2 separate regions of the Homo sapiens genome follow, and region 2 is linked to region 1. The links are chromatin loops, found by intact Hi-C in ENCODE. Cell type or tissue: PC-9. All regions are shown on one strand. Each heading gives the region's core, and the rest is flanking DNA. Links, peaks and the distances in the headings are about the cores only. Region 1 has its middle 60 kb from the start of PET117. Region 2 has its middle 36 kb from the start of ZNF133.

What was found. A loop is a pair of places that touch in the nucleus more often than their neighbours do. Peaks named below come from ENCODE experiments on the same cell type or tissue, not always from the same donor. Only the 100,000 strongest peaks of a DNase experiment are listed, where the experiment ranks them.
Region 2: a loop joins it to region 1, with 8 times the contacts of the local background. A loop is called at or near these places in 5 of 110 quality-filtered maps.

Annotation. Positions count from the first base shown.
Region 1 is chr20:18,193,040-18,202,628 of GRCh38, reverse strand. No RefSeq gene overlaps it. Among named protein-coding and RNA genes, the nearest start is that of PET117, 60 kb to the right of the region's middle. In PC-9, for the core only: a CTCF peak has its summit at 5,095; a DNase peak (open chromatin) is centred at 4,738; H3K4me3 peaks cover 511 bases; H3K27ac peaks cover 2,585 bases.
Region 2 is chr20:18,247,691-18,257,279 of GRCh38, reverse strand. No RefSeq gene overlaps it. Among named protein-coding and RNA genes, the nearest start is that of ZNF133, 36 kb to the left of the region's middle. RefSeq lists an enhancer at 3,832-5,031. In PC-9, for the core only: no CTCF peak of the experiment used is centred there; a DNase peak (open chromatin) is centred at 4,339; H3K4me3 peaks cover 2,224 bases; H3K27ac peaks cover 4,224 bases.

The DNA.
Region 1 (9,589 bases), core at 552-8,551:
CCCACTGACACTACAGATACATCTACAGGAAAAAGTAATTCCCTATGAGAGCTACTCCATAAAATTGGAAGAAGCATCTGTTACATCAGATGTACAGCTATCAACATAAAAACACAAGAAACATGAAAAAGCAAGGAAACACACCACCTCCAAACACACACACACACACACACAGAGACACACACACACACACACAAATAATTCTCTAGTAACAGAACGCAAAGAAAAGAAAATTTATTAAATGCTTGAAAAGGATTTCAAAATAAAGATCTCAAGGAACACATGGAGATTGCAAGAGAACACGGGTGACAAAACAAAGATATCAGAAAAGCAATTCACAATCTGAATGGGAAATTAAACAGATAGACAGATATATACATATAAAAAGAAGCAAACATATATCCTGGAAATGAATAATTCAATAAATGAAATTAAAAAATATAAGATCTTCAAAAATGGACTAGATCAAGCTGAAGAAAGAATTTCTAAACTTGAAGACAAGTCTTTTGAAATAACTTGTCAGTCAAAAAGAAAGAAAAATAAAGGAAAAAAAAGAAATGTTAATGAAGAAAGCTTACATGATATATGAGAAAACATCAAGCAGACAAATACTTGAATTTTGGGAGTTCCAGAAGGAGAAGAAATGAGGAAAGGCAAAGAGAACCAATTTAATGAAATAGTCAAAAACTTCACAAGTCTTGGAAGAGATATAGACATTCAGACACAGGAAACTCAAAGATCCTCAAATAGATTCAACCCAAAAATATCCTCTCTCAGGCACATTACAGTGAAATTATCAAATGTCAAAGACAGAGAAAATGCTAAAAAAACAGCAACAAAAAAGCATCAAGTCACATATTAGCCCCTTCAGACTAACAGCAGATTTCTTAGCAGAAACATTACAGTCCAGGAGAGAATGGGATGATATATTCCATGTGCTAAAAGAAAAAACCTGCCAACCATGGGTAATATACCCAGCAAAGCTATCCTTCAGAAATAAAGGAGTAGTAGTCTTTCCCACACAAGAAAAATGGAGGGTATTCATCACCACTAGACCAATTCTACAAGGAATGCTTAAGGGAATCCTATATCTGGAAGTGAAAAGACAATACCTATCATCATAAAAACACATGAAAGTCCAAAATTTGCTGGTACAGCAGATACACAAGTGAAAGGAAATAAAAAAAGAATCAAACATGATTACTACAGAAAACCACCAAATCACAAAGATAAGCAACAAGAGAAGGAGAAAGGGACAAAGGATATACAAACCAATCAAAAAACAATTAACAAAATGACAGGAGTAAGTTCTCACCTACTATCAACAATAACCTTGAAGACAAATGGCTTAAATTTCCCAATTTAAAAATATAGACTGCCTGGGCATGGTGGCTTATGCCTGTAATCCCAGCACTTTGGCAGGCAGAGGCAGGCGGATCACTTGAGGTCAGGAGTTTGAGACCAGCCTGACCAACATGGTGAAACCCCATCTCTACTAAAAATACAAAATTAGCTGGGTGAGGTGGTGCATGCCTGTAATCCCAGCTACTTGCCAACATTCTGAGGCAGGAGAATTGCTTGAATGTGGGAGGCAGAGTTTACAGTGAGCTGAGATCGTGCCATTGCACTCCAGCCTGGGCAACAAGAGCGAAACTCCATCTCAAAAAAATAATAAATAAATAAATCAAATATATAGACTGGCTAAATGGATTTAAAAAAAAAAGTCAAGACTTGGCTATATGCTGCCCTCAAGAAACTCGCTTCACCTGAAAAGACACAAAGACTGAATGTGAAGGAATGGAAAGACATTCCACACAAATGGAAACCAAAAGCATGCAAGAGTAGCTATTCTTATATCAGACAAAATAAACTTTAAGTCAAAAACCATAAAAGGAGACAAAGAAGGCCATTATATAAATGATAAAGGGATCAATTCAGCAAGAGGATATAACAATTATAAATATATATGCATCCAACACCAGAGAACCTAGAGATATAAAATAAATATCATTAGAGCTTAAGAGATAAGTTCCATTGGTCTGAAAATGCATTTTGAGAAAATAAAAAGGAGAGATAGGCTCCAATATAATAATAGTTGGGGACTTCACCACCCTTCACTCAGTGGAGAGGTCATCTACAAAGAAAATCAACAAAGAAACTTCGGACTTATACTGCACTCTAAACCAAATGGACCTAACAGATATTTACAGAACATTTCATCTAACTGCTGTAGAACACACATTCTTCACTTCAGCATATGAACCTTTCTCCAGGATAGATCATATGTTAGGTCACAAAAACAAATTTCAACAAGCATGAGGAAACAGCGAACATACCCAAATTCAGGGACATTCTACAAATTAGCCAAGTACTCTTCAAAATGTCAATGTCAAAAAAGACTCAGGAACAGTTCCTGATTATAGATTAAAGCAGCATGGCCACTGAATGCAACACTGGATCTTGGATATTCTTTTGCCATAAAGGGCAGTAGTAGGACAATTAGTGAAATCTGAATTTGATTTATAGATTGGATAACAGCATATTAACACTGATTTCCCTGATTTTGATCATTGTACTGTGGTTAGGTAAGAACATTCCTTGCTTTTAGAAATACACACCAAAATATTAAGGGTAAAATGAGCATGATATCTGCAACTTACTTTTAACTTGTCCAGAAAAAAAAAGTGTCTGTGTGTATGAGTGAGTGTGCATGTGTGAGAAAGAGAGGAGGGAGAGGCAAATGTATAAAATATTAACATTTACAGAACTGGGGTAAAGAGTATCTGGAAATTCTTTGTTCTCTTTTGCAACTTTTCCTTAAGCCTGATATTATGTCAAAATTTAAAATAAACATTTTAAATTTGTTTGGTGAGTCGTTCCCTTTGTACCTTTATCCCAACTACCCAGCTGGCTCTAGAAAGTTTCTTCCTTGAGTCTGCATCTGTTTTTTGTTTTGTTTTGTTCTTTGGCGACACAGTCTCATTCTGTTGCCCAGGCTGGAGTACAGTGGCACAGTCTTGGCTCACTGCAACCTCCGCCTCCCTGGTTCAAATGATTCTCCTGCCTCAGCCTCCCAAGGAGGAGCTGGGATTACAGGCAACCACCACCATGCCTGGCAAATTTTTGTATTTTTAGTAGACATGGGGTTTCACCATGTTGGCCAAGCTGGTCTTGAACTCCTGACCTCTGGTGATCTGCCCATCTTGGCCTCCCAAAGTGCTGGGATTACAGGTGTGAGCCACCACGCCCGGCCTCGAGTCTGCATCTAAACAGGGCTAATTACTACTATTTGTCTCACATACCCCTTTGAAGATCTGATAAAGCTTCAGGCCCTCTCCCCAGAAATACATTCATACTCTCATACTCATATACACTTGCCTTTGCATACAACCACCTCAGATTAAGAAACTTGACTTGGGAGACCAGCAATCAAATATCTAAACAAGAAGTTAGAGGTCCCACCAGCAAAGTGAATGGGAAGTATATGGCTGGGCTCTGAATCATGAGTCCCTATCCAGGGTTCAAGGGCCTCTTTGGCCTTGGATGATTTTCCTCCTACATCTTACTCACTTCTGCAGACAAGGAGGGGGCTGGCTGAGAGGCCCATTCTAGCCTGGACTTAGATGCTATCTTCTGCTTACTATCTGTGCATCCTTGGGGAGTTACTTAACCTCTGAAGCCTCAGTTTTCTCTTCATAAAATAGAGGCAATTACAGGACCACCTCATAGGGCTGCTGGAGAAAGAGGAGTTCAGAAATGGGAGCTTCCGTTATTTTTGTATTTTTAGCACCTAATATTGTCTGCTTAATGCTTTGTGACCTTTGCTGTTTTTACCAAGCCCAGCCTAGCACTGGCTCTGCAAGAGCTGAGTAGTGTCTGCTCCTCAGTGGTAAGCAACTACTGTACTCAGAGGCATGAGGCCATAGCCTAAGGCTTAATCTCAAGGGCCCATGTTGCCAACAATCCTTGCTTCCTCAAGACCTTCTAAGATCAGGCTTTTTCTTTTTATCCCACTTGGAGCCTAATGTCCTTCACTGGACATATCTTTTCATTTAATTGAACCTTTAGCAATATTCAGTTTAACTGGAATACTAGACATTTTGGGCAAATGTGAACATATTAGTAGCACGTTTGCTTTTCAACTGTCATTTATCTTCAACTCAAAATTCTCTTTCTCAAAATGAAACGAATTATAGTGTCAAAGTGAAAACAAGTGTGTCTTGAACTCCTTGATTATTCATTAAGAGGAAAAGAATGAAATTTCAGATTGATAGTGCACATTTGTGTGTGTGCTTGTGCGCACACTCTCTCTCTCTGGAGGCTCATAGAGTGTCCCAAACCATAAGCTAAAACTGCCCATCTTCTTAGGGTTTCAATTCTACCCAAAGCTTTGGAGTGAAAAAATCCATTTTAATATTAAAACAATCAGATATACTTAAAGAGCAGAATATAACATACCTGTAATTTTTTTTGTTTTTTTGAGACGGAGTCTCACTCTGCTGCCCAGGCTGGAGTGCAGTGGCACAATCTCGGCTCACTGCAACCTCCACCTGCCAGGTTCAAGCAATTCTCTTATCTCAGCCTCCTGAGTAGCTGCAATTACAGGCGTGCACCACCACGCCCAGCTAATTTTTGCATTTTTAGTCAGGACAGGGTTTCACCATGTTGGTCAGACTGGTCTGACTCCTGACATCAGGTGATCCTCCCTCCTCGGCATCCCAAAGTGCTGGGATTACAGGTGTGAGTCACAGCGCCCGGCCCATAGCTGCAATTTTTAACAATGAAACCTCAAAGGATGTGAGTTCTTGCCAGGTCATAGCTGGTGCCTCCTTCTGTGTTGGGGTTTTTGCAGGGCAAGGCTGGGAAGCACTGGTTTAGCTCTCTGGGAAGGGGAGGAAAGCGGTAAGCTGTCCAGAGGACTTGTTCTCCGGAGGCAAGCCGTCACTGCTTTGGGGATCTTGGCAACTGAGCGTCTCTATGTGCCCAGGCCTCAGCCAAGTGCTGGGGAGGACAAAAGCTGCCTCAGCTCCCAGGGAGTCCAAAACCTGGTTAATGCAGACAACAGCACCTACTCCTGCACAGAAAAGCCATTGCAGACACTGACACAAGCTAGCATTTTAGCAAATAAAGGCATTATTATTTGCCGAGCAAAATATAATGTGGGGAGGCATCAGCACGTGGCCTCTCACGTAGTTCTCTAAATTTAATTTTTTATCTAACATTAAACTTCAATGGTTTCAAAAATTTTGTAACAGAATTTTGATCAAGTTGCTTCCATTTTTAAAGCTAGATCTGTCTTTAAAAACAAATAGCTGCCGGGCGTGATGGCTCACGCCTGTAATCCCAGCACTTTGGGAGGCTGAGGACGGAGGATCACGAGGTCAGGAGATCGAGACCATCCTGGCTAATACAGTGAAACCTGTCTCTACTAAAAATACAAAAAAATTAGCCGGGCGTGGTGGCGGGCACCTGTAGTCCCAGCTACTCGGGAGGCTGAAGCAGGAGAATGGAGTGAACCCGGGAGGCAGAGCTTGCAGTGAGCCGAGATTGCACCACTGCACTCCAGCCTGGGTGACAGAGTGAGACTCCGTCTCAAAAAAAAAAAAAAAAAAAAAAAAAAAAAAAACACACAGTAGGCTGGGCGCGGTGGCTTATGCCTGTAATCCCAGCACTTTGGGAGGCTGAGGTGGGCTGATCACCTGAGGTCAGAAGTTTGAGACCAGCCACAGCCAACATGGCAAAACCCCATCTTTACTAAAAATACAAAAAATTAGGCCGGGTGCGGTGGCTGTCGCCTATAATCCCAGAACTTTGGGAGGCCAAGGCGGGTGGATAACGAGGTCAGGAGTTCGAGACCAGCCTGACCAGCATAGTGAAACTCCATCTCTACTAAAAATACAAAAAAAATTAGCCAAGCATGGTGGCGGGTGCCTGTAATCCCAGCTACTTGGGAGGCTGAGGCAGGAGAATTGCTTGAACCCAGGAGGTGGAGGTTGCAGTGAGCCAAGATCGTGCCACTGCACTTCAGCCCAGACAACAGTGCAAGACTCAGTCTCAAAAATAAAATAAAATAAAATAAAAAATTAGCCGGGTGTAGTGGCAGGCGCTTGTAATCCTAGCTACTTGGGAGGCTGAAGCAGAATTGCTTGAACCTCGGAGGCAGGGGTTACAGTGAGCTGAGATGGCGCCATTGCACTCCAGCCTGGGTGACAGATCGAGACACTCTCTCTCAAAAAAAAAAAAAAGAACACAGAATATTCCCTTATATTCCATTGCAATCCCTTCCATCTGTGGCCTAGCCATGGCATTACTCTCTAACCATTAGCCCTACTTTACTATCTGCGCATCCTTGGGGAGTTTCTTTACCTCTCAAGCCTCCCTTTTCTCCTCATAAAATAGAGGCAATTACAGGACCACCTCATGGAGTTGCTGAGACAGTGGCTCTGAGAACGTCCTTTGGCTGTGACTGGATGGCAGAGGTGGCCAGTCAGCATTCTCCCTGAGTCATGGAGCACAAATAAAAGAGTATCTGTGCCACATACTGGACACTCCAGAGGGATGAACGCATGCACTTGGAGCTTAGTGAAGAAAATCATTTTCACATTCTTAGGAGAGATAAAGTAAAAAAATGTACTAAATATTGAATTTATATATCATTTTCAAATAAAATCTCTTCACATATTTTAATGAGAAACTTGATCTGGTTTTCATGGACATTTAAAAAATATCAGATATTACCCTTGAAATGGTTGCATACAATTCCTAATCACAAGTTTTTAACAATTCTCTCTTCTAGTTCCTGACTGTAACCAATGAGAAACATTGACAAAAGTAGGTGATAAAATATTTAATCTTCCTGGCTGGGTGCGGAGGCTCACGCCTGTAATCTAGCATTTTGGGAGGCCGAGGTGGGTGGATTACCTGAGGTCGGGAGTTCGAGACCAGCCTGGCCAACATGGTGAACCCTGTCTCTACTAAAAATACAAAAAGATTAGCCGGGTGTGGTGGCATGCGCCTGTAATCCCAGCTACTCAGGAGGCTGAGGTACGAAAATCACTTGCACCTGGAGAAGGAGGCTGCAGTGAGATGGCACCACTGAACTCCAGACTGGGCGACAGAGTGAGATGCTGTCTCAAAAATAAATAAGTAAATTTAAAAAATTGTTTAGATTTAACCTTCCTTTCTTTAAAATCTGAAAATTTCTAAGAGTTGAAATTAGAAGAGTCTTAGCAGTCCATCTTTTTTCTTTTTTTTTTATTGATCATTCTTGGGTGTTTCTTGCAGAGGGGGATTTGGCAGGGTCATAGGACAATAGTGGAGGGAAGGTCAGCAGATAAACAAGTGAACAAAGGTCTCTGGTTTTCCTAGGCAGAGGACCCTGCGGCCTTCCGCAGTGTTTGTGTCCCTGGGTACTTGAGATTAGGGAGTGGTGATGACTCTTAACGAGCATGCTGCCTTCAAGCATCTGTTTAACAAAGCACATCTTGCACCGCCCTTAATCCATTTAACCCTGAGTGGACACAGTACATGTTTCAGAGAGCACAGGGTTGGGGGTAAGGTCACAGATCAACAGGATCCCAAGGCAGAAGAATTTTTCTTAGTACAGAACAAAATGAAAAGTCTCCCATGTCTACTTCTTTCTACACAGACAGAGCAACCATCCGATTTCTCAATCTTTTCCCCACCCTTCCCCCTTTTCTATTCCACAAAACCGCCGTCGTCATCATGGCCCGTCCTCAATGAGCTGTTGGGTACACCTCCCACACGGGGTGGTGGCCGGGCAGAGGGGCTCCTCACTTCCCAGAAGGGGTGGCCGGGCAGAGGCGCCCCCCACCTCCCGGACAGGGCGGCTGGCCGGGCAGAGGAGCCCCCCACCTCCCTCCCGGACGGGGCGGCTGGCCGGGCGGGGGCTGACCCCCCCACCTCCCTCCCAGACGGGGTGTTTGGCCGGGTGGGGGCTGACCCCCACCTCCCTCCCGGACGGGGTGGCTGCCGGGCGGAGACGCTCCTCACTTCCCAGACGGGGCGGCTGCCGGGCGGAGGGGCTCCTCACCTCCCAGATGGGGTCACGGCCGGGCAGAGGCGCTCCTCACCTCCCAGACGGGGTCGCGGCCGGGCAGAGGCGCTCCTCACCTCCCAGACGGGGTCGCGGCCGGGCAGAGGCGCTCCTCACATCCCAGACGGGGCGGCGGGGCAGAGGCGCTCCCCACATCTCAGATGATGGGCGGCCGGGCAGAGATGCTCCTCACTTCCTAGATGGGATGGCGGCCGGGAAGAGGCGCTCCTCACTTCCCAGACGGGGTGGCAGCCGGGCAGAGGCTGCAATCTTGGCACTTTGGGAGGCCAAGGCAGGCGGCTGGGAGGTGGGGGTTGTAGCGAGCCGAGATCACGCCACTGCACTCCAGCCTGGGCACCATTGAGCACTGAGTGAACGAGACTCCGTCTGCAATCCCGGCACCTCGGGAGGCCGAGGCTGGTGGATCACTCGCAGTTAGGAGCTGGAGACCAGCCCGGCCAACACAGCAAAACCCCGTCTCCACCAAAAAAATATGAAAACCAGTCAGGCATGGCGGCGCGGGCCTGCAATCGCAGGCACTCGGCAGGCTGAGGCAGGAGAATCAGGCAGGGAGGTTGCAGTGAGCCGAGATGGCAGCAGTACAGTCCAGCTTCGGCTGGGCATCAGAGGGAGACCGTGGAAAGAGAGGGAGAGGGAGACCGTGGGTAGAGGGAGAGGGGGAGGGGGAGGGAGCAGCAGTCCATCTTTTTTCTAATGGACAAATGTAACGTTGATAATTGTGAAAATGTGAATGAAACATGAATCCAAAAGACATTTTTTCAAGTCATGTGTTTTTAAGTGGCAGGAAAGCTCTAAACTAGGGGTCTGAAACCCCCAGACCATGAACCAGTACTGGTCTGTGGCCTGTTAGGAACGGGGCTGCACAGCAGGAGGTGAGCAGAGGGCAAGTGAGCAAAGCTTCATCTGTATTTATAGCCGCTCCCCATCACTCGCATTATCACCTGAGCTCCACCTCCAGTCAGATCAGCAGTGGCATTAGATTCTCACAGGAATGTGAACCCTATTGTGGACTGCATATTTAAGGGATCTAGGTTGTGCACTCCTTATGAGAATTTAATGCCCTATGATCTGTCACTGTCTCCCATCACCCCAAGATGGGACCACCTAGCTGCAAAACAACAAGCTTAGGGCTCCCACTGATTCTACATTATGGTGACTTTTATAATTATTTCATTAGATATTTCAATGTAATAATAATAGAAATAAAGTGCACAATAAATGTAATGTGCTTGAATCATCCTGAAACCATTCCCCCCTCAACCCCAGTCCATGGAAAAATTGTCTTCCACAAAACTGGTCTCTGGTGCCAAAAAGGTTGGGGACCACTACTTTAAGCCATAGAATGTGTTCAGTAGAGTGGTCTCCCTGCAGCCAGCTTGGAAGCTACAAAAGCCACAGACAATCCAATGTGTGTGAGGCTGCAACCTGGGCCTCCCAGGGCCTCCAGAAAGCCTCCCTGACCTTCCTAGTCCGCCTCCACCAGCTGCTACTGGCAGCACAGGAACTCCTCGG
Region 2 (9,589 bases), core at 656-8,655, 55 kb before region 1:
ACCTGCACGTTGTGCACATGTACCCTAGAACTTAAAGTAAAATAAACAAATAAATAAATAAAATAAAATAAAACAACAACTCAGATCTGGCCAGGGGGCTAACCCCTGCTCGACACCCCCCAGGGGCTCCCGCCACTATGATCTGCAATGGCTGGTTAAAAGGGACTAAAACTTTCCGGGGCTGGTCTCTGACCACTTCCTTAGCAGCCATCCTGTTGCTCCCAACCTCAGGGGATCCTTGAGCAATGCTGATTGATGGCTTTGCACACAGACCCCTTACAGGGATTGTTTTAATCACCTGCTATTCATCCTGCTGGTGAGAAAGGGATTCCTGTTCCAGGGTTATGGGGATGGCCAAACACAGGACACCTCACACTGGACAGATGAGATGACGGCAGTTTATAACTCACATTCTGGATCAGAACACAGCATAGCACGCAGGGCCACAGGGGCTACACTTGGGAACAGAGTGAATAGCCAGGGTCTGGAGTCAGGCTTTGTGCTATCAAAAGGGTAGGGTGATTCCTGATTCCTGCAGCAGAATATGATGGGCTTGTTTGAATAATTTCTCAGGCTGACAGGGAACTGACTGACACCCACTGCTCAGAGATAAGCAGGAACTGCACCGTGTTTGGCTAGGGGATCTTATCCAAGAGAGCAGAAGGGAGGGGAATTTGTGGTTAGAGCATTCTAGGCTCTCTCAGTTTGACCAGATGTCAAAGCAGCACTTAATATTGAACGAAATTCTAGGCCTTACATCACAGGCAAACAGGTGAGCTCCACCTCTGTGGGCTCCTCCATCTCCCCACTCCCACTTACTCTGGCTAACTCCTGGTCAGCCTTATTTTTCAACTCTGATCTCCTCTCCAGCAGGCCACTTCCCTGGCCTCTCCTATCTAGCTGAGTTGCTTACCTATCCTAGGTACTCTTAGTGCCTTTTTTTTCTTCTTTTTTTTGAGACGGAGTCTCACTCTGTCTCCCAGGCTAGAGTGTAGTGGCACTATCTCGGCTGCAAACTCCGTCTCTTGGGTTCAAGTGATTCTCCTGCCTCAGCCTCCTGAGTAGCTGGGATTACAGGTGTGTGCCACCACACCCAGCTAATTTTTGTATTTTTAGTAGAGACAGGGTTTCACCATGTTGGCTAAGCAGATCTTGAACTCCTGACCTCAGGTGATCCAACTGCCTCAGCCTCCCAAAGTGCTGGGATTACAGGCATGAGCCACTGTGCCCAGCAGGGTACTCTTGTTGCACCCTCTTGTCCATGCCATAGTCTAATAAAAATGTAGAGATGAGTCTCTAAATTTAACGTTTTATTTGGGATACAAGAATTGCAATTTGGGGCGTACACATAGACTAGGTACTCTTTGGTGTGTCTGAAGAACAAAGAGAAAGTTGGGGGTTTTATTTTTAAAAAGAAATGTTGCCTGTGGTCTTGAAAGAAAGTTCATGGGTATTAGTAAAGTTGTGGGGAGCTGGAAAGCTCCAGTTGGTGAGCCACAGGCCTGGGTAAAATTAGTCTTTGAGCTGTAGCAGCTATTGGGTAAAGCTGGTCCAAGGCTGGTCTTGTTTCAGCAGCTATTGGGTAAAGCTGGTCTTAGGTTACCACAGGCAGCTTTAGCTGCTGGACTTGGAGAGAATTAAATTTTTGGAGCAATGCTATATGCCGCAAGTGCTTTTCCCTTCTGGCTTCTCAACTCTGTTTTTGTTGGGTATGACAAGAATGACCCAATTTGTATAATCAATTTTCACACTCAGAAGTTAGCAAACTACGCTTAAGCACACTCTGTCTTCTCCTCTACAATGTCGGCTCCTTGCAGACAGGGGCCTGGCACAGTTTATTTGTTTTCAAATCTCTAGTACCTGTCCAAGGAAAGGTGGCAAATTTTAAGAATATAACTCAAAAATTCTAATTTACTTTTGCTACATTTTATACCATAAGAAAAAGCAAGTCCATTGGAATCCCTCAGACAAAACAGTCAACAAAAATTTCAAACTCTACAGGGAAATTGTGGGGGAAATTACATTATTTAAAAAATGGCTGGGCGTGTTTGCTCACACCTTAAATCCCAACACTTTGGGAGGCCAAGGCAGGAGGATTACTTCAGGCCAGGAGTTCAAGACCAGCCTGAGCAACATAGTGAGACCCTACCTCTATAATCTGTATATATTTTAAAATTAGCCAGGCATGGTAGCACACGCCTATAGTCTTAGCTACTCGGGAGGCTGAGGTGGGAGGATTGCTGGAGCCCAGGAATTTGAGGCTGCAGTGAGCCATGATTGCACCATCACACTCCAGCCTGGTGACAGAGTAAGACTCTGTCTCTTAAAAAAAAAAATTGTTTTGTGAATATGTCCTCTCCCTACTCCTTTTCTTCACAATGTTTGGCTGGGTGCACATGAACACTTGCTCTCAGCATACCTTGGCGATTTTGCTGCCCTCTTCTTAAAATGTTAAGCATGAGGTCAAAGAGAGTTTATAGTTCTGAAGTACCACTTCAAATCAGTGTGCTGGGAACTCGTCCTCACAGCCAGGAGCTGAGCTCTGCTTTAGTTTCACACAGAGTTTATTCACATTGGCAATGGATGCTCTGTCCAGGTCGTGAATCTAGTAGATTTGTTTCCTTCAGAGCCTTCTGGTAGGAAACAAATATTCTCAGAGACAAAGCTTTTATAATCCCAGACCCATTGGTAGAGAAGAATTCAGCATCTCATGACTACTAAGGAGCAGAGCCAGGATTCAAACCTAGGTGTGTCCAGCTCCCAAGACTACGCAGAGTGGAGTTAGGCCAGAATGTGGAACGGCCATGGGCTCTCGCAGAAGACCAGTAGGGCAGAAGGACAAGCTAGCAGCCTCGGGCCCCACAGGACCCAAAGACAAATTTTGTTTGAATTGTGCTGTACTTACAATTTTGTTCCCATTTTTTTTTATTGTGGTAAAATACACATAACATAGAATTCACCATTTTATCCATTTTGAGTGTATAGTTGAGTGGCATTAAATACATTCATAATGTTGTACAACCATCTCCAGAGCTCTTTTTATCTTGCAAAACAGAAACTATATCCATTAAATGCTAATTCTCCATTCTCTTCTCTCCCAGCTCCTGGCAACCCACCATTCTATTTTCTGTCTCTGTGACTTTGACAATTCTGGGTACCTCATAGAAGCGGAATCATGCAGCATTTGTCTTCTTGTGACTGGCTTACATCACTTAGCATGATGTCTTCAAGACCCATCCACGTTGTAACACTGTCAGAATTTCCTTCCTTTTTAAGGCTAAATAATGTCTCATTGTATACACTCACGTATATCACATTTTGCTAATCCATTCACCTACTGATGGACACTTGGGTTCCTGGTACAGTTTGGCTATTATGAATAACGCTGCTACAAACAGAGGTGTATAAATATCTGTTAGTATCCCTGCTTTCAGTTCTTTTGGAAGTATACCCAGAAGTGGAAATGCTGGATCATATGGTAGTTCTATTTTTAATTTTTTGCAGAACTGCCATACTGTTTTTCACAGTGGCTATACCGTTTTACATTCCTACTGACAGGGCACAAGGATTTCAACTTTTCCACATTCTCACCAACATTTCTTATTTTCTTTTTTAAAAAAATAATGGCCATCCTAATGGATGTGAGGTGGTATTTCATTGTAGTTTTGGTGTGTTTTTCCCTAATGATTACCAATGTTGAGCATCTTTCCATGTGTATATATAATTTTTAAAAAATTAGTTGTTAACATGAAATACCGTAAATTTCACAATAACTCCAAATTCCTGGCTTCTCTTGACAAAACAAGAGATCTGGCTCAGCTGGGCACTTATTTCCACAAGGCAGCAGTCAGCTACTCGGGAGGGCGGCTGCTCTCTAGAAAGCCCGTGCATTCTCTGGTTTACCGCAGGCCCTACCACTCCCTGTTGCCTGACCCCAGGTGGCACAAAAGTCTGGGACTCCCTAGGGGATGTTAGCAGTACCTCAACTTGTCTATGTCTTCAGATCTTCAGGCCAAGAACTCACCCCGGCCTCATGCACCTCTACCCTGCCCCTGGGCCTTGTGAAAACTGCCAGAACAGCTCCGGAGACCACATCTGACTTCTCCGTGTGCTTCTTGCAATCACCTCTGAACAGGAGCCAAAAAGTATTTGCCAAGTGAATAAGAGAATGGAGCCTTTCTTCATAAATCTTAACAAATCAGTTAAGAATCTAGGTGTGACCAGGGAATGACATCTCGAGCCCAAATGATTTCAGGAGAGGCTGCCAGAGGCCTTTTTGAATGAAGAGCAGCCCAAGTATGGCTAAGCCAGGCACGCAGCCGCGTTTCTGGCATTGTGCTTTCATGGCAAAGGTTTGATGAGGCTTTCTTGAGGTGACCGAGTGAGGAGACCAAAGTTGCTGGGGCGTAACCCTTCTATTGTTGCATTAACCAGGCAAATACGTGGAGGGCTTTTCTAGGTGACTAAGGCCCTAGCAATGTCCTATGGGGTGGAGCTGGTGGGTGTTCCCCTCTCCCATGGGTGGCAGCCAGTACCCAGGAACTTTGGCTGGGGACGCCAAGACTCGGAAAACAAAACCTGGGACTTTGCGTGTCTGAGAAGATAGGCAGGATCCTCCACGCCTCCTCCCAGACTGAACCTGGTGAATCACCCGGCGTATCCCACTGTCAGGAAGGCAGGCACTGAAGTGTCTGTGGCAAACCCAGAGAGAAGAGAAATTGTTCAGGCTGCCTTCCTGGGACCTCCCAGTCTTACCCTTTAAGCAAGGACTTAACAACATCAACAGAGTGGAAAGCAGCCTCTCCTTTCTACCACCTTGAGGATGAGTACCCATTTCACAGGACAGAAGGATGGAGGTTTGTTTCCCAGTGACATGTGACCCTGGACATGAACTATAAAAGCACTGAACTATTAAAGGTCTAGTTGGTCATCTTGAAATTCCAACTTTCTGGCTAGGTTAGTTAGGTGCAGTCTGAATCAATTATGGTTTTACAGAAAGATGCTGTAGCTCTCTGGGGCAGGAACTCATCATTTTGCAGACATAGGCCTGGCTCCAGAAATACTTAAGGGGTCCACGGGACATCAGAGTAAACAACCTGCTGCTTTATTATATTAGTAGTAATCACAAAGTTGATTGTGCACCTGCCTTAAGTGCTTCCTACAAGCCAATCACTCTTCTACACCTTTGCCACATATTGATACTTTTGATTATCACCACGGGGCTTTGAGGTCTGATTGAATTCCAGGATGAAGACGTCGTTGGGGCACCGACAGACAGCGCCTATGGCAAAGAGTGCCCAAGGCAGACAGCTCCCAAGGGGCAGTGCTGGGAGCCATCCTAAAAGCTTGTTCTTTCAACTCCTACAGTATTAGGGTTGTGTGTGGTTCCCATAAAAATAGCTACCTGCTTTCCCTGCCCTCAGAGCACTATTCCACAAGCAAATCCCTGCCCCATGCCCCTCTTTTTTCCCAAATGAATCAAGAGCACCTATGTCCATTATGATCTTTACTCCTCACAACACAGTAAAATGGGTGTTGCTCTAATGCCATCATGAGCTCCACTGTTCAGAGCAGAAAACAGACGCAGAGAGACTTGGTGGTATGGTCACTGGCATAGGCGGGGAGGCCGATGAGGACACTGCCTAGGTCTCCCTGCCCGGGCTGGGGTTCCTGATGCCCTGCCCCCAGTGGGTTACCAGCAAATTCATGATGGATAAATAAGCTTATTGATAACTTCTAGATGGGCAACTTCAGATAATTGACAATATCACTCCCTACTCGTGTCATGTAGCAAAATCTTCTTAAATAATATTTTGGATTGACATTATTGTAAAATATGTTACTATATTTCCTGCATTTTTTTCTTACTTTTTTCCTTCCTCAATTGCCATATTTTATTTTAGCAATTTTGATGGAAATTTTTCTAAAATAGATTACATGATTTTTTATATCTTTTTTTAAGAGTAGCTTTTAAAAATAACTTTACCATGGAAAGTTTTGAAGATACACAGAAATGGTTCAGAGTTGAGTGAATCCACAGTACCCATCGCCCAGCCTCAATTGCCATCAGTGGTGACTGGTCCTGCCCCCCACATCCCACTCAGTGACATCCCCCTCCACCCATAGAACTGAAGCAAATCCCAGACATTGTATCATTTCACTTCTAGATATTTAGACATGTATCTCCAAAAGATACAATTATTTTTATCACAATTACCCTACTCTTTTTCTTTCTTTTCTTGAGACGCAGTCTCACTCTGTCGCCAGCTCAGAGTGCAGTGGTCCTATCTCGGCTCACTGCAACCTCTGCCTCCTGGGTTCAAGCAATTTTCCTGTCTCAGCCTCCCGAGTAGCTGGGACTACAGGTGCATGCCACCACGCCCGGCTAATTTTTGTATTTTTAGTAGAGATGAGGTTTCACCATGTTGGCCAGGATGATCTCGATTTCTTGACCTTGTGATCCGCTGCCTTAGCCTCCCAAAGTGCTGGGATTACAGGCGTGAGCCACCGTGCCTGACCACCCTACTCTTTTTACATATGAAAATTAATAAAAATTTCTTTCTTTTTTTTTTTTTTTTTTTTAAAGAGACAGAGTATCACCATGTTGCATGGGTTGGTCTCGAACTCCTAATCTCAAGTGATCCGCCCACCTTGGCCTCCCAAAGTTCTGGGATTACAGGTGCGAGCCACCGTGCCTGGCCAAAATGTCTTATTTAATATATTCAGTTGTATTCAAATATTCAATTGTATCATACATTTGTACATTTTTAGCAGAATGTTTTTTCTTTAAAAAAAAAAACTTTTTTTTAGGTTCAAAGGTCCTTGTGATAAAGGCCTTGTAATAAAGGCCCTTTATTTTAGGTTCAAAGGTCCATGTGAAGGTTTGTTACATAGGTAAACCCATGTCATGGGGGTTTCTTGGACAGAAGATTTCATCACTCAGGTATTAAACCCAGTACCCAATAGTTATGTTTTCTGCTCTTCTCCCTTCTCCCACCCTCCATCCTCAAATAGACTCCAGTGCACCCTGGAGGTTGGCTCCAGAATCCAATGTACGACCCCAGCATGCTGTTAATTAGGTAATAGTTTAATACAGGGAAGACAGATTCAAGAATGCTGGCTTCCATTATTCTCTGTGTCTTTGTGTGAATCATTTCTCTTTTACTATTAGCAAGGGGAACAAATTATACTCCTTTAATACCATTTTACAATTCTCTGTTGAAAAGGAGCATGGTTCAGATTGTTACAAGCCGTACCAGGCCTCCTTTGAATTATGCAAATCCCAGAGTTATTTCAATATGAAAGAAATGTTTCTAGTTTTTAAATATGACTAACTCCAGGCATAAGTGGAAACTGGTACAACTACCTTGGAAACCCAATTGGCACAGTTTCATAAAGCTGAACACATCCATATCTTTGGATACAGCAGTTTCACACTTCTATGTGTATACTGAAGCAAAATGAGTGCATAGGACCACCAAAAATACCTGCAGGAATGTTTTCAGCATTTCTTTTTGTACCATCCTCAAACTGGGAACAACCCAAATGTCCATCAACAGAGGACATCATACATCATTAGAGAAATGTGATTAAAACAGTGGTGGGATACCACTATACACCTATTAAATGACCCAAATCCACAAAATCCAGAACTCTGACAACACCAAATGTTGATGAAGTTGTGGAGTGACAGGAACTCTCATTCGTTACAACACAAATGAATTTTTGTGGGAATGCAAAATGATACAGCCACTTTGGAAGACAGTTTGGCAGTTTCTTACAAAATTAAAAATATTCTTACCATTTTATCCAGCAGTCGTGCTCTTTGGTATTTACTCAAAGGAGTTGAAAACTTACGTACACACAAAAACCTGCACACAGATTTTATAGTGGCTTTGTTCATAACTGCCAAAACTGGGAACCAACCAAGACGTCCTTCAGTAGGTGAATGGATAAATCAACTGTAGTTCATCCAGACAATGAAATATTATTCAGTGCTAAAAAGAAATGAGCTAGCAAGCCATGAACAGACGTGGAGGAAACTTAAATGCCTATGACTAAGTGAAGGAAATCAATCTGAAAAAGCTATACACTATATGATTCCAACTATGTGACATTCTGGAAAAGGCAGCAGTAAAATGATCAGTAGTTGCCAGGGGTTGGGAGGAGAAGAATAAATACGTGGAGCACAGAGGATTTTTTTAAATTATACTTTAAGTTCTAGGGTACATGTGCATAACGTGCAGGTTTGTCACATATGTATACATGTGCCATGTTGGTGTGCTGCACCCATTAACTTGTCATTTACATTAGGTATATCTCCTAATGCTATCCTCCCCCCTCCCCCCACCCCACGACAGGCCCCCGGGTGTGATGTTCCCCTTCCTGTGTCCAGCGTTCTCATTGTTCAATTCCCACCTATGAGTGAGAACATATGGTGTTTGATTTTCTGTCCTTGCAATACTTTGCTAAGAATGATGGTTTCCAGCTTCATCCATGTCCCTACAATGGACATGAACTCATCCTTTTTCATGGATGCATAGTATTCCATGGTGTATATGTGCCACATTTTCTTAATCCAGTCTATTATTGATGGACATTTGGGTTGGTTCCAAGTCTTTGCTATTGTGAATAGTGCTGCAATAAACATACGTGTGCATGTGTCTTTATAGCAGCATGATTTATAATCCTTTGGGTATATACCCAGTAATGGGATGGCTGGGTCAAATGGTATTTCTAGTTCTAGATCCTTGAGGAATCACTACACTGTCTTCCACAATGGTTGAATCAGTTTACAGTCCCACCAACAGTGTAAAAGTGTTCCTATTTCTCCACATCTTCTCCAGCCCCTGTCCTTTCCTGACTTTTGAATGATCACCATTCTAACTGGTGTGAGATGGTATCTCATTGTGGTTTTGATTTGCATTTTTCTGATGGCCAGTGATGATGAGCATTTTTTCATGTGTCTGTTGGCTGCATAAATGTCTTCTTTTGAGAAGTGTCTGTTCATATCCTTCACCCACTTTTTGATGGGGTTGTTTTTGTTTCTTGTAAATTTCTTTGAGTTCTTTGTAGATTCTGGATATTAGCCCTTTGTCAGATGAGTAGATTGCAAAAATTTTCTCCCATTCTGTAGGTTGCCTGTTCACTCTGATGGTAGTTTCTTTTGCTGTGCAGAAGCTCTTTAGTTTAATTAAATCCCATTTGTCAATTTTGGCTTTTGTTGCCATTGCTTTTGGTGTTTTAGACATTAAGTCCTTGCCTATGCCTGTGTCCTGAATGGCATTGCCTAGGTTTTCTTCTAGGGTTTTTATGGTTTTTGGTCTAACATGTAAGTCTTTAATCCATCTTGAATTAATTTTTGTATAAGATGTAAGGAAGGGATCCAGTTTCAGCTTTCTACATATGGTTAGCCAGTTTTCCCAGCACCATTTATTAAATAGGGACTCCTTTCCCCATTTCTTGTTTTTGTCAGGTTTGTCAAAGATCAGATGGTTGTAGATGTGTGGTATTATTTCTGAGGGCTCTGTTCTGTTCCATTGGTTTATATCTCTGTTTTGGTACCAGTACCATGCTCTTTTGGTTACTG